Regions from separate parts of the Mus musculus genome. Here region 2 is linked to region 1. The links are chromatin loops, found by intact Hi-C in ENCODE. Cell type or tissue: left cerebral cortex. All regions are shown on one strand. Links, peaks and the distances in the headings refer to the core of each region. The heading gives the core; the rest is flanking DNA.

Evidence for each region. A loop is a pair of places that touch in the nucleus more often than their neighbours do. Peaks named below come from ENCODE experiments on the same cell type or tissue, not always from the same donor. Only the 100,000 strongest peaks of a DNase experiment are listed, where the experiment ranks them.
Region 2: it touches region 1 in a loop (2.6-fold over the local background); 8 of 42 quality-filtered maps call a loop at or near these places.

Annotation. Positions count from the first base shown.
Region 1 is chr2:103,344,177-103,351,629 of GRCm38, forward strand. The region is part of intron 1 of A930006I01Rik (RIKEN cDNA A930006I01 gene); the gene reads right to left. Among named protein-coding and RNA genes, the nearest start is that of A930006I01Rik, 25 kb to the right of the region's middle. In left cerebral cortex, for the core only: a CTCF peak has its summit at 3,345 (motif pointing left); a DNase peak (open chromatin) is centred at 3,343; H3K4me3 peaks cover 195 bases.
Region 2 is chr2:102,817,220-102,824,672 of GRCm38, forward strand. Cd44 (CD44 antigen) reads right to left here. Exons shown (of 9, transcript NM_001039151.1): 7 at 7,042-7,113; 8 at 4,989-5,067. Among named protein-coding and RNA genes, the nearest start is that of Gm13872, 74 kb to the left of the region's middle. In left cerebral cortex, for the core only: no CTCF peak of the experiment used is centred there; DNase peaks (open chromatin) are centred at 3,358 and 5,021.

The DNA of each region.
Region 1 (7,453 bases), core at 770-5,769:
AGAAATGCTGGAGAGAACATGGCTTGGTTGTCACTGAAAATTCATTTGAAAAGGAAATAGAACTTGTTCCTTCTTCTATCTGCCATACACAGAGATCAGCTTGGAGGTGGATTATTAACATACACATTTTATAAAAGGGTTTAGGCAAATTCTTCACAACTCTGGGAAAAGATTTCCTAGGGGAGAGTTAAAAATCATTATCCAAAAAGGAAAAGTAGTGGTGTACATAATATTACATTCCACAAGAGAAAACCATTTTGATAAAAGGAAATGACAAAGTGAAGGCCAACATTCTAATGGTAGTTACATGCAGATGACTGGGTTTCAGGCTGTAGTATCTTCCTAATTTTGCCTAGCCTATTTTTTTCCCAGTCTTCCACAATAACAGGTCCCTTCTGTAATACAAAAGAAGAAAATGAGTTGTCAGCTCTCATTTGTGTTTATATCAAGAACAGGCAGCCTGAAGTTAAATGTGGAGAATGAGAACATTGCAGACCCTTCTACCTGATTACTGTCCTCATGGTAGAACCTCAGCCTGTGTGGCAGGTGCGTGGAGGAGGACTGAGTAGTATGCAGGTGGATCCAGCAATTACTATGACTCTCTCTGGCTTTTTTTACATCCTGGTACTAGCATATCATCAAGAAAGCCATACTTGGTTTTTCAAACCTATTATAGAATCATGGTTTCTCTTCTTGGAAAGAGGTGTCCTTAGGGAGTTTCCTTCTTTTATTCTCTTCTATTTCTGGTCCCTTTAAATATATATATATATATTTATTTTTTTACTACTCTGTGTGTGTGTGTGTGTGTGTGTTCATCCATAGATAAGATAAGGGTATATGATGTGCCATGACACAATTGTAGAGATCAGAGGACATTTTTGTGGACACTTTTTTTACGTGGGTCCTGGGGATTGAACTCGGGTTGCCAGACTTGTATAACAAGACTTCCAGGGTGGGCCTGTATAGCAACCGTCCTCATCATCCCCATTACTGTTTATTAGGCACGGCAGCCAGACAGTGTGGCCAACCAGGTACGTTGTGTACTTCATCTGTTTAGTGCTCTCAGCAACGTTGGGGCAGATATTGAATTTTCCCTCTTTTAAATATGAGGAAATAGAGACTCAGTAGACACTAGATAGTTTGCCCAAGGGTCATAATGTAAAAGAGGGTGGCGTGGATCTGGGAATCCAGTCTGTCGGACTGGAAATCTCGGTACTACTTGTGTACCAGTAACTTCGGCACTGGCAGCCGGTGACTAGTCATCTGCATCTCACATGCTTCCACTTCAATGTCATAGCCTTTTGTGGTAAAACAGGAACCTGGATTTTTGAAGCCCATTTTTAATCTGGCCTCTGTGTTCCTCGTTTCTGTTTTTGTTTCTAGTGCCAAGGGACCCCAGACCTTCACACATGCTAAGCAAGAACCCTTCCACCATGTTACACGCCTAGCCCATGGCATCTATTTCTTCATTTGAGACACTGTCTCCCACAAGATGGAGATGGAGTAGTCAGTCCTTACTGCCACATGCTAAGTCCTTTTGTATCAAGGTGACACTCAGACCCCAGAACAGGGTGGCCCTTTATACACAGACTACCTCTTTGTGCTATTGTCCTTTTGTCCCCTGAGATACCCACTCCTCCTGTGCTTGCCCCCAAACAGATCCAGCAGTGTCTTGCCTGTTGGTGCTGGCCTCTGTCTACAAGCAACTCTTTCGTCCCACACGTTCACGTTCTGAGTAGCCTGTAGGTGTGACTTGGAAGCCACCAAGTCTCCAAGCCCTGAGCCTGCTCACCACCCCTGGGCCACCATGTCACAATCGGAAAATGATAAGATGCTGACTGGTGCTCTGGTCCGAAACTCTGACAAGTGCCTCTGTCAGAGCCTACACATGGGAGAAAGTGTCATAAGCAACTTCATGGCAGGAATGCTAAAAGATCTGCTCTGGAGTTAGGCAAAGCAGGGTGTGATGTTGGCTCTGTGCCTTCCAGCTGTGTAACCGTAGGCGAGTTATTTACCTTCTCTGATTTACCCTATTGGACCTGTAACACAGACAGAGTAATAACTGAACCAAATTTGTCAGCAGATATCGGTAATCCAAGCACTGTGGAAACTGAGGCGGGGGGGGGGGGGGGCATTTCTCCTGTGTTCCAGGACAGCCTGAGCTGTATAGACAGACAGCTCCTGACTCAAAAAAATGGCAGTAGGATCTATTTCATGGTGTTGTTGGAATAATGTGGCTCTATGATACTAACTGATTAAAATGGAGACTGATCTACAAGAAGCACTAAATAAGTACTTATTATTATCATTATTAGCTGCAAAGCATCTACGGTGAGATGTGAGATTGCTTGGCGAGTTAATAAGCGATTACTTGGAATGACTTTTCTCCTCTACCGGATCACTTGGCTGCTGGATGGCTTTGAACATATTCATCTGCTATTGGAACCTCAACCACTGCAGCATGCCCGGGTTTGCATAGACACTGGCGCTTGGCAAGCTGGAGCCAGGAAGCTTAAGAAGCTATGCTAGCTCATCAAAGAGCATGAGACATTGGGAAAAGCCATTTAAAGTCAATTGGGCTGTTTACATGCAAAGAAACTTAGCAAGAAGACAGACTCCAGAGACCTTCCTTGCTCTGACCTCAGTTTCCCCATCTACAAGAGAAGGCTCCCATCGCACTGTCTCTCTCTGAATTCCTTGCCTGCAAAGGAGGTCCTTGATTCTGCCAGGACAGTCTTAACAGCCAGCCCTGGGCATGTGTCTGCAAGGCCAACTTCTGCAAGGCCAGGCGGCACTTGGCATGGGCCAGAGTTTTGCAGGGTTCTTCACACAAACCTTCCATCTAGGGCACATCTCCATGACCTCTGCAGCTTCCTAATACCCAACAGTTCCCATAGCTCCCTGATGACACTGTCTGCAGCCACTGAAGACATCTTCAATGAAGACCTCAGTCCTCACAAATATGCCTCCTTCCAGCAGGTGCCCTGTCTGTCTGCATCACTAACTTACCCAGAGTTTTCAGAAAGAACGTTCTTTGCTTCCCTATTGATATGGATATTATTTTGCACTTTAGGGGAGAACAAGTGTGTGTGTGTGTGTGTGTGTGTGTGTGTGTGTGTGTGTCTCTGTGTGTGTGTGTGTGTGTGTGTGTCTGTGTGTCTGTGTGTCTGTGTGTGTGTGTGTGTGTGTGTCTGTGTGTGTCTGTGTGTCTGTGTGTCTGTGTGTCTGTGTGTGTGTGTGTGTGTGGTTTGTCTGTGTTAAAACTTGGCATTTTTCCAAAGCAAAACCTTGCTTTAGGGTTAGGAAGACATTGCCATCTAGTGGCTGCATGCAGAAGTAACCAGACTGCAGCCAAAGAGTCCCTAAAGCTTGAATCCAACTCACTGACTTTCCCAATGTCAAGAGAGGGTTTTGGACTGTCGAGACTGGAACACACAGACCTACTGATCTCCCCGCCCCCAGCAGGGGAACCCCATCCCCTGGCCTAAAATGCTCCTTGGACTGAGGCTGGCAGGACCAGAATTGTTTCCATCCCTTGTGCCCCCTCCTGCTTTTTATCAGCATTGCGGGAGGCAGAAGAGAAAGATCAGCCATCTCTCCTGGCAACCGGCTAAAGGCTTTTCTGAGATAAGGAGGAGGCAGATAAGGAACCGGAGGGAGAGAGAAATCATTGATGGGGGAAGTGAAATGTCTTTCTTGTGTTCCCAGTCCAAGGATGGTGGCTCATGCTTTAACTCTAAAGCAAATAATGGAAGACACTTTCAGTTTGTGAAGCTTTTTTTTTTCTCTAAAATATCGATTTTGTCTCCCCCCCACCAGCCTAACTCATTGTACAAAATAATGGGTGTCATTAAGATGTTTTCAAACATGTATTAATGTGCTTTGGTCATTCACCTCCTGTGTTACCCTTCTCCTCTCTCCTAACCCCAGTCTTTCTCCCAATGGTAAGGATTAGGGATCTCAAAGAAGTAACTTCAGAAAGGAAAACCCATCACTTATGCAAAGTGTGACAATCCATTCTTGTGTAAATGGAGCCAGGAATCACAGACCTCCTTAGTTCCAACGCTTGTATTTGCATATAGCTTTGCAGTTCACTACACGCATTAATGTACTTAACATTCTTTAATCTTTACAAATACCCCCATGGACGGAATTATTAGTCATGAGCGACGAGGAAATAGAGCTTGGGAGACATTGAGCAATTTTCCTGAAGTCACACAGCTATCAATGGCAGCACTGGCTTCTCTTGCTGTCCGGACAACGTGCCAAGTGCTTCTGAGGAAACTATGGCTTCTCCCATAACTATGGCTTCTGGGGAGCAGCTAGAGAGTCTGTCACCCCGAGTTATCCCTGCCTGTCACCTACAGCCCCCCAGTCTCCCTGCAACCACTCCTACAGCTGTTTGCCTGACTGCCCAGCATGTTAGAAAACCCTATGACCCTGGCCATCATTTACAATTGGCTTAGAGACAACGCTCACATTTTTTGAGAGAGCAGCACAGCAGGGCACAGCATCACCCTTGCTTGGCGGTGATGGGGCCACCAGCCTGGATCTGTTGTACCGTTGGGAGAGCTTTCTGTGGACTTGTTCTGTCACCCCCTACCAGATAGTGCTTTGGTAAATGTCCTGATATCGATTCTCATATTCTCGTTCTAGTGTTTATAAATACCAGCTGTCCTCCTGATGCCCCACCCTCTGAACATCATGACCTGAAACCTGTACTCTCATGCTCTACTCTTCTGCATCCACCCTCCCTCTGTGAAGAAACAATTCAGCGTCTAAGTACCATCTCTAGGCTGATGATTCCCAAATGGAGACCCACAGCCCACCTCTCCCCCTATACACCACGCTCACAACGGCTTCTCCTGAGCATCTGCAACGTGACAGTTGGCATGTCCACACCCAAACTCATGACTGACCAACTGGTTCACAAGTTTTCCCATCCCAGTAAATGGTAATTCTACCCTCTTCCTCCCATACTCCAAATCACTACACTGGATTCATCCCTGAGTTCTTCCATCCCACCCAAGGCCAGCCTCTGAGAAGCTTGCCTGCCTCCGTAGCAAATTTAGAATATGCTTCTTCCCAGCTACCCTCCTGCAGACGATTCCAATAGCCTCTGACCTGGTCTCCCGTATGGCAGCTAGAGCCATATTTGGAAGATGTAACTCAGAGCAAAACACACCCTTGCTCAGACCTTGCAAGAGGCTCCTGTCCTGCTCTGTGATCTGGGCCACCTACTATGTTACCCTACCATCCAGACTGCCACCTTCTCTCACTAGAAATTTCAGGGACTAAAAACATGGATTTTGTTCATTACACGCAATAACCTATCGTTTATGCCAGGACTGGAGTACAGGAGGTACATGGGGGATCGTAACAAGACCTTTGACCTCAGCCTGGTTCATTCATCTACAGCACCTGTTCCGAGCCTGACCCAACTGCCTCCTTCTGCCCTTTCAGTCAGCAGTTCTTACTCAGTGCTCCATGGCCAAGACTTCCCATGAGCCCAGGGGCTTCTCTCTATCTCTCTCTACTCCCCAACTCCAGCACAAGCCGATCTATAGGTGTGCCCTCCACCCTTGCCTCCTCTCCAACACGAGATTTCCCAATGACCAGGACATCATCACATTGGCCGTTCTGCCCTTCCCCACCCTCCATGGTGCCAGGCAGCAGAGCCAACCAGGAACCCGGAACACCTGGCCTCGATGAGGCACCAGGTGTGCTCAGGTATCGGCCAAGTCCACAGGAGTTAGAAGCTGACAGTTCTAAGCTCCTGCCATGTGCCCCAGTCCCACCTCTAAGTGAACAGGAAGGAGAAACTAAAAGGAGAGGGGAAATGGGGAGCTTTTCAGAAGAAATGAGGAACATCGCTTGCAAGGGTGGGCTGGGTTTGCCTTGGAGAAGAGAACCCTCATTAGGGGAGAATAAGAATTCTAAAGACCTGCCCCCTCACACCTGCCATGTTATTGGGTAATTCAGTCTAATCCCTTTAGGTGAATGATAATTCATTACTAAAATACAAACAGGCCCTGGGTTAACAATCCTTTTCCAATAAGGGGCTGGACACTAATATTTGGGTTTACACCTGTATGGGGTCTTTACTTACAAAAACAGGGGGAGTTCAGATATTGGCCCCAGACTATAGTTTACTGAGCTTTATTTTAGAATTATTTTTAAGTGGTGGAGAAATATAAATACTGCTGTCTAAATTCCAATGTGTATTTGTGGCTAATCCACCAAAACCTGGGGAAATAGCCTCGTGGTCTTTGAAAACTTCCCTTTAGGTCAGCAAAGAAGTTACTCGCATCATTGACACTGTAGAGAGCTTTGTTCTCTCAGTTGCTTCCTACTTAGTAACAGAAAGGAGGATTTGGATCACACTCTTAAAAACAACAACGAAAAAGTGTATGCATTCACAATCTACAGTAACACATTGACTACTCATGGACCTAAAGATCCCAACAGGGCAAAAGCCAGCAAAAGTATTGAGTCAACTCTAGAGGAGTTATAGTAAAGAGGATTGTGTCTCTCAGTGCCATCTGCAAGTTGTCTTTACACTTTCTGTCCATCAGCCAAGGCCTAGCCACATATTTCTGAATGGGACTTGCTTTCTTCATGCAGTTACAACCACTCTAAGACCAGGAAATAGAAGGTTTTGTCTTTAAAGAACAACTCTGTGTCACCGCAACACTCTTTTTTCATTCTTTGGTCCCTGTCCTGTCTACTTGACAGTTTTGGAAAGGTCACAAATACTTGCATCTGGGTTCCAGGGTCATCCTCAGGGGAACCCCAGTCAAGAGCCATGAATGGGGTCTTCAGTGCCTATACTCTCTTTTCAAACTGAAAAGCAGAGGCCCACATCAAGTGCTTACCGACTGCTTCTGAGAGACAAGTCCTCTTTTCAAATCATGTTCTAACAAATGTGACATAGGAAATCCAGGCAACATGTCTGTGTTCTGACTACATAAAGGTTTTTAAACATTGACTGATAATCCATGAAGTTAAATGATTTGGCACAATATCTAAATTTTAATAAAATATAAATCCAGTTTCAAATGTCAAAACAAGTTTCACTTGTTCCTGAAGACTACAATTTCTGGTAGCAACAGAGAATTGGGCCACTCTAAAAGTGGTTTTGTCTCCTTAGAAATCCATATCCTAGTTTGGGGACAATCAAACATCTTGCTGCTTTTAGTATATCCAACAAGTCAAGGACAGTCCTGTAACTGTGACTATGAGACTTGTGTACAATTCTAGAACTTCCCTGTACTTCCCTTTGGTTTGGGACCCTGTTTGCATTGCAGCTGAGGTTGTCAGGCTGTGTGCTATTAAAGGCAGTAACTGTGTTTGGGTCTTACTCACTCAGTGAGTGACACACTACACAACATAATATGGAGACTCTTCCAGGCAAGGGACATTTGTATATAACTCATCATCCCCAAACAATACA
Region 2 (7,453 bases), core at 1,253-6,252, 530 kb before region 1:
TCTATGCATTGGCAAGATAACTCAAAAGCTGGAGGCGAACACTGCCTGTATTATTCCAAACTCTCAGGTGACCTAGCCTGTGTTCTTAGAGGAAACTTGCCTCGCCTAACTAAGTCCCATTTGCTTATCAACCAGATTGCTGAGAGGTAGGATGAAAAACAGCAAAGTGCTTGTCAGTACAAAAATACGTCAATTCACGCAGGCAGGACCAGATTGACGCTATTCCTCTAAGTCAGTTGTTCTCAACCTTCCTAAGACTATAATACCCTTTAATACAGTTCCCCCATGTTGTAGTGACCTCCAACCATAAAGTTATTTCTGTTACTACTTCATTTCTTCATAATGTAATTTTGCTACTATTATGAATCGCCATATCTAACATGCAGGATGGTCTTAGGCAACCCCTGTGAAAGGGTCATTCGACCTCTGAAGGGGGTCACAACCCAGGTTGAGAACCATTTTTCCAAATGAAGGAACTGATTTGGAAGTGTGTCACAGCAGACAGGTAGACATGTTCACTGTGTTGACCCACTGACCTCTAGATTTCTGTCCCTATTATCAGTCTATGTTCTTTCAGGAAGGTTGCTTAAGATTATTCTAAGAAACAGTGGAATATCAAGTGCTCTGGGCATTAATAAGCACTTTTAAGACCATGTTTAAGACTAATCCGACATTTTTCCTTTTCCTTAGTTGTGGTTTTCAGCACAGAAGACGGATGCTGAAGAGGTGTTTGTAAACCAGAGGTTGAATCCAAGAGTGGTGTCTGATGCCACACTACACACTACATCTGTTATCTTTACAGCTGCGTCTAAGCGACCAGATGTCCTTACAAAAACTCATCTCATCTTTGTCTTTTCCTCCCTTGAACTGCAAGCTCCACAGAACACACAGCAAACACAGGAAAGGAAATGAGCCAGCCCTGGACTTATCCTTGAAGGGGAGGGCAGACAAGGTGGGCACTGGATTCAGATAACATACTTTTAGAGCATCCTGGAGTTGATCTCTACTTAGACAATAACTTGGCAATTGATTTTATGGCTTTTCTATCCCCAAACCCCTTCAGATGTTTATGCAGATACTAGAGATGTGCTATCCAATATAGTAGCCACCAGCCACATGTGGCTATTTGTTTCTTTGTTTGTTGGACCTATTTACTTTGAGACAGGGTTTTGCTATACACCTAACCTGGTTTCACACCCATGATTCTCCAGATTTAGCTTGCTAGGATTACAGGTGTGTGCTGCCATGCCCAGTCTTATGTGCAGTTAAGTTTAAACAAAGAACAATTTAAAATCCACTTCTTAGAATTTGCTTTAACAAACGCATCCTTGTGATTAACACTCTAGCTACCTCCAAGCGCCCAAAAGAACGATTTGCTATGCTGCTCTTTTCTCTATGGATGTGCAGCCTGGACATCTCCAAACCTGTGCTATTACATGCCCGCCCTTCAGCTCATATTATTTCTAAATAAAAATTTTTCCTGAGGGGGAAACATCTTACTTCTGTGATAGAATGAGTCTAAAGTCACTATGATGGTAGCTTAGAGAGTAGACATGGACCATGATTATCCCTGGAGGAAGTCTCATGGATGGCACTCTTCTAGGATGCAGACCCAGTTCAAGTGAGCACCCATCAGACTAAGCCTGACTACTACACAACAGAAGGAAAAGCTTACCAAATCATGGAGATTTATGACTAGGCAAAGGTTCCTTAAAAATATCATCATTCTCATGAAAGGGAAGGCTGACGGGGCGTGCTCTGCACAGCTAGCATAGAATCTTTTGAGACCAGACCTGAGTTTGGAAGCTTTCTTTGGCAAGGCCCTGGAGGCTTTTCTCCTTTCCAGACACATCAGATAAATTCTTCAAGGGGAAGGTGCCTAAGGGCTGCTACTGTTGTGCCTCATCCAATATCTCCCGACACAACTGGCTCCTGATGCAACTTGCTCTTCTGGGGAGCACACAGAGCTCTAATTCAGGCTCCTGGTTTCATGAAGGCAGCAGGCAAAGCTGGTGTGATCATGCCAAGGGTGGGAAAAGTTGAGGAAACCATGGAGCACTCCCACCATCAATGATTGCTTATTTTTATTTTATATGCATGGGTGCTTTGCCTGCATGCATGCATGTATACCATATGTTTTCCAGGTGTCTTCAAAGCCCAGAGGCGGGTAGCAGATCCATGGATCTAGGGTTATGAAGCCACCATGTGGGTGCTGGGAACTAGACATGGGTCCTCCTCTAGCTAAGCCATCTCTCAGATGCCCATCCCATCAGGACCATTCAGATGCTGTGACTCTTGGAGAACTTTGCAATACAAATGCTGGGAGTTAGTATCTCTGCCTAATGCCACCTCTGGTTCAATGAGCACAAAGGGTGTCCTCAATGATAGCTCTGTGTGTTTGTGTGTGTGTGCGTGTGCGTGCGTGTGTGTGTGTGTGTGTGTGTGTGTGTGTGTGTGTGTGTGTGTGTATGTACACTCGTTCATGCATTTAGGTTTATTGGCTCCTGGGCATATGTGAGCATGGAGGCCACAGGTCAATGTTGGGTGTCTTTCTGAGTCACTCTCCACCTACTTTATTGAGACAGGTTTTTCCTCACTGAACCTGGTGCTCACCAATTTCACTAGACTGGCTAGCAGGCTCCAGGGAAAGACTCTTGTCTCTGACTCCCCAGTGCTGGGATTATGAGGTCACACCATCATGACCAGCCTTTTACATGGGTCCTGGGGGCATGAATCAGGCCCTCCTTTGTGCACAGCAATACGTTACTAACATAACCATCTTCCCAGCTGTCAGCCTGTCTTAGAACTCCATATATCTAAACCTCAAAACTGTTTTAGAGAAGAACGTGCTCTCCATATTCTCTCCTTCCTCATTAAAGCTAACAGCCGGAGATGCCTGCAAAAGATGCTTGTTGAATAAATGAATCCCCTCTGGACCAAACTTTCTTTGATGAAAATAGAGTTCCATATCTTTCATAAATGGAGTACTCAAAGCAGAAAGGCTCCTGCCTTCTAGCGGGATTAGAGATGGGCTATTAGCCTTAGGAACGCAGCACACATTAAGAGGCCCATGGGCTATTAGTTTTAGGAACACAACACACATTAAGGGGCCCATGCGGTCCTTAACCACTTTTCAGCAGTGTGGCAAATCTGTTTTCAATTATCAAATCAGGACACAATAATTTATGAAGTCCACGAAGCTGCTTTCCCGGTGAGAGGCTGGCTCAGCCAGCTTCTGCCTGCCCTGTTTGTGGGTTGCTAGGGTGATGGCTGGCCTGGGGACAAGGGGAGAGGAGGCCATGAGGTCCTTTCTCTGCTGCTGAGGAGACAGGGAGCCATGAGGGCTAAGATGCTACAATGTGCAAGATTCCAACTGCTCTCCAGGACAGCTGAGATGCTGAAGGAGGGGCCTCCATGCCAAGAGCATCTGGGACATCTCCATGGTGACATCTGCAAAGCTTATGGACTGTACATGTGACACATTCTAGGGCCTGAAATCAAAGGCTGATTCCAAAAAAAAGGAAGTTCATATTTAATTGAGCAAAAATAATCCAAGAGAAAACAGGGACGCCAAGAGGAAGAACAAAAGCGCTTCGAAGCACTTCTGCAGCTCCCAGATTTGTTTTCATGTAATCGTGGGAGCCCATAGGAGGTCTCTCATATTTTCCCCAGCCTTTGCTCCATGGGTGGGCAGCACTCATGACTAATAGTTTTCTTATTCCCTCAAAGGTATAGTTAGCAGCACCATGATTTGAGTGAGCACTGTCACGAGTTCTAAGCAGTGTAGAGCAGTGCTATCTGGTTTCTGTAGATGATGCGAAGCCCTCCAGAGACTGTGCGGGCCACTGGAAACAGTTTCTTATTCTTTCTGAACAGTAAGAACAAAGTGTTTATTTCTCTTCTGACTTCTCAGAATCTGAATCATTTGGGGACTGCGAGGTGATTTAGAGGCGCAGCAAAGGCAGCCCAGTTAAGCAGGAAGACTCCAACCTTCCAAGGGGCAATCCCAAGGGATATTTACAAACAGCTTCATGTCTGCAGCAGACATTTAGGAAAAAACAATGAATCTTTAAAACGTCTGGGTAGGAATTTAGACTTTTATTTTTAAGTGCCCTGGCTTAAAGTTCCCATCTCCTGGTGCTAGAGTTACTATTGTCCTGCATTTCACCTTGGGTAGCACTCTACTGAGAGGTTGCTTATAAATTAATTAAATATGCATAGTATATAAATGACTTTCAGAATACAGAGCCTTTGTTACTGTGGGAGAGAGGGGTTTCAAGGATGTGAAGACAACCATCTGCCCTTTCTGTGGCACTGGACCGACGATTCTCTAGTCTAGAGGATCATCAGTGCTTCATATACCTCACTGTGAGAAGAATTTCCCTAGGCAATGCCCCGAATCTCTTCAACTGAATCTTTCATAAAACACAAAATAATATCCTTAAAGAGAAACAAGCAGCAAAACGTGGCCCATGCCAATTTTGGGCAAAGATTCCAGAAGGTTCCATACGCTTCCAATGGTCAAAGGAAGATGACCAACTCTTGATTTGTTATACAACATTTTAAGCATTGGAAAAGCTTAGTTAATATTTGTTAAATGAGCCAGTGGTTGAGTATATACTTTAAGTGTCTTTCCAGTGAACTATTTAATAGCTTCTATCTGATAGTCAGCATATGGTTTAACCATGAAAAGTTTAGAAACAGTAAAACTCAAGCACTGGTTAAAGGAGGGGTTCCAAGTCATCATAGATGTCTTACTTTTCTAAAGAATCGGGCAGAGAAGGGCTTCTTAAACTGTGTTATGGGCAGGATTCCCTGGGATCTAGTGCAGGAAATCTGGTGTCAGGCAAGAAACCCTACATGTCTAACAAGCTCCAGGGTACCAAGGCTGACAGTCACAAGGGCTATAGTCTGAGCAACATGGATATAAAACCCAAGTTCCACGATGCCCTTTGAAGTGGAAAGCTGCCAGGGGCACTCTCTCTTACCTTCTCCTACTATTGACCGCGATGCAGACGGCAAGAATCAGAGCCAGTGCCAGGAGAGATGCCAAGATGATGAGCCATTCTGTGGTGAGGAAAAGGACATATGTGAGCTTCACAAGCATGCTTTATGAAATTTTAAAAATGCAATTTAAAACTTGATCCGCTCCAAATAAAACCCCCAGTCAGCTCCGCAGAGTGGTCTGACTAACAGCTCAGCTAAAACACCCTAAGACAGACTCTGCTGTAGATGTTCGTCCAACAGACTTCTCTTATTAACCTTTCATCAATAGTTCTTCCAGAATAAAAGTGTTTCAAAAAGAAAAAAAAAAAAGATATCAAGCAACCTGTTGAAGTCTGTACATGTTTTTGGTGAACTTCTAAGTAGATTAAAGGAAATTTATATTTCTCTTGACAGAAACAGCCCATGTCTGTGTAAGAGCATCTGCCTTGCATTTTGCTCAAAACAAAGGTGGAGTTCATAATCTAGTGGGCAAAGAATGTTCCTACGGTAAAGGTTAAAAAAGAGAGAGAGAGACATCTTCTACTTCTTTCAATCATTCGGTTCCACTGATGACAGACTCTAAATTACTCAAGCTTTTTTGATTTAGCAGTTACACTTCTAAAATGCTAGAGGATCTCAAAGTTATCTTTAAAGATGTTATGATGTTTATACCAATAAAAGTTGAAGCCAACTTAATGTCCAATGGTGAGGGATTAAATAAATAGATCAGGAGTTACACATTTTGTTATGTGCTACATAATTCAAGAGAAAGGTGCTTAATGACATGGAAAGTGGAACTGACAGGCAGAAAATATTAGTCAAATAGCACATGTGGCAGTTTTGAAATAAATTAATTTGAAAAAATATTAGGAAGAACATTAATTAAGACTGTAGCTTTAACACTTGTGGGTATTGAGATACAGTAAGAGATTGATATTTCCATCTATTTTCTAAGCTATAGTTTCTAAAATTTACTGGATAATTATGTACCACTTGTGGATTGATGTAATATTATGCATTTGTTTTAAACTCAGGCTTCAAAAGGATTGACAAGTTGAATCGATTCAGTTGCAGATGTGTGTGGTAAATGAAGGCTTGAGAAAGAAGAAAGACAGGGATTTGTTAGCCACAGTTTTCCTTGGAAGTCTTGATTTCCTCTTACTTCAGACTGTGCATCCCCTTTGGTTTACTTTAAGGAAGCAAGGACACTTTCAGGAAGATGTCACTTCTGTTCCTCCTTCTTCTATGCTGCCTGGCCTTCAGCACTGAGGAGTCCATATTCCTTCTCAATAGATTGGGATGAATCCTCGTGCTTGAATCCAGCCTCCTCTCCCCTGCCCACTCCTCCCTGAACGTCCCCTCTATCTTTGTGTCCAGGTGGCCAATGAGTTGAGATAAAGGAGCAAGGTCCACAAGGGAAGCTGTTTTGGAGCCCTCTAAAGAAAGGGTTAAAAGAGCATTAAGGGAAACTTCCTTTGTGGAATCTCCCCCTTTGCACATGCTCATTTTCAACCCCAAGGTAAAAGAAGAAACTGCATCAAATTTTAAATCTTGTAGCATGGGACGGCCAGATGTCAAAGCTCCCTCCCTGTGTGTATGAGACTTTATGAAAAGTTCCTTCTGGCTGCATTAGCAGACTGTCCCTCAAGGAAAAGTAGTTTGAGGACCAGAGGAATGGTTTTCACTCCAGCCAACACAGATGATTTGGTGTCTTCTCCCTGCCTGCCAACGCAAGAGAATAACACTCTTCATCTCAGTCCCAGAAATATAGGGGAAACTGCGTTGAGCTAGGAAGAACTTGGGTGATCCATCATCATTCCTGAGGGGAGAGTGCCTTAGTAACTGATGCATCAGTTCTTTGAGGTAGGCCTCAATGTGAGCTCATCCATAGATACCTAGAGGGGGAAACAGAGGCCTACAAGGAGGCTGTAGCATTTTTATTTATACTTAATCTTACAGAGGGAAGCCAGATGTGCATTTGATGAAGTCTCATCTAGGATATTCAGAGAATCTTGCTGTAATTATCTGATGTTTGCTTCATGATGGAAAACTCACCTGGAATCTGAGGTCTCCTCATAGGACCAGAAGTTGTGGTCACTCCACTGTCCTGGTTCGCACTTGAGTGTCCTAAGGGGAGAAGCAACAAGCTCTTTCAGCCCATGTTTGGAAAATATACTCAGGAGTTCCTTCCACAGCATGGTGCCGGGCTACCCTCCAGCGGCTGCCTTACTAGAAATTATAAATAGATTCAAGATGTGGAGGGTTATAAAATATTAGGCGAAAGATATAATCTCTCCTCGCCTCCCAAGAAAGTTCAGTGTGACTAAGCTAAAGCTTACAAATGTTATTTCTGTGGCAAGGAACAGTGATGGGCAGTGTTTGAACTGGAGCTCCAGAGCTAGTCAACCCTGGGCTTAGGGCCTAACTCTGCCTCTTATTAGCAACGTGTGCTTGGCCAAGTCCTTAT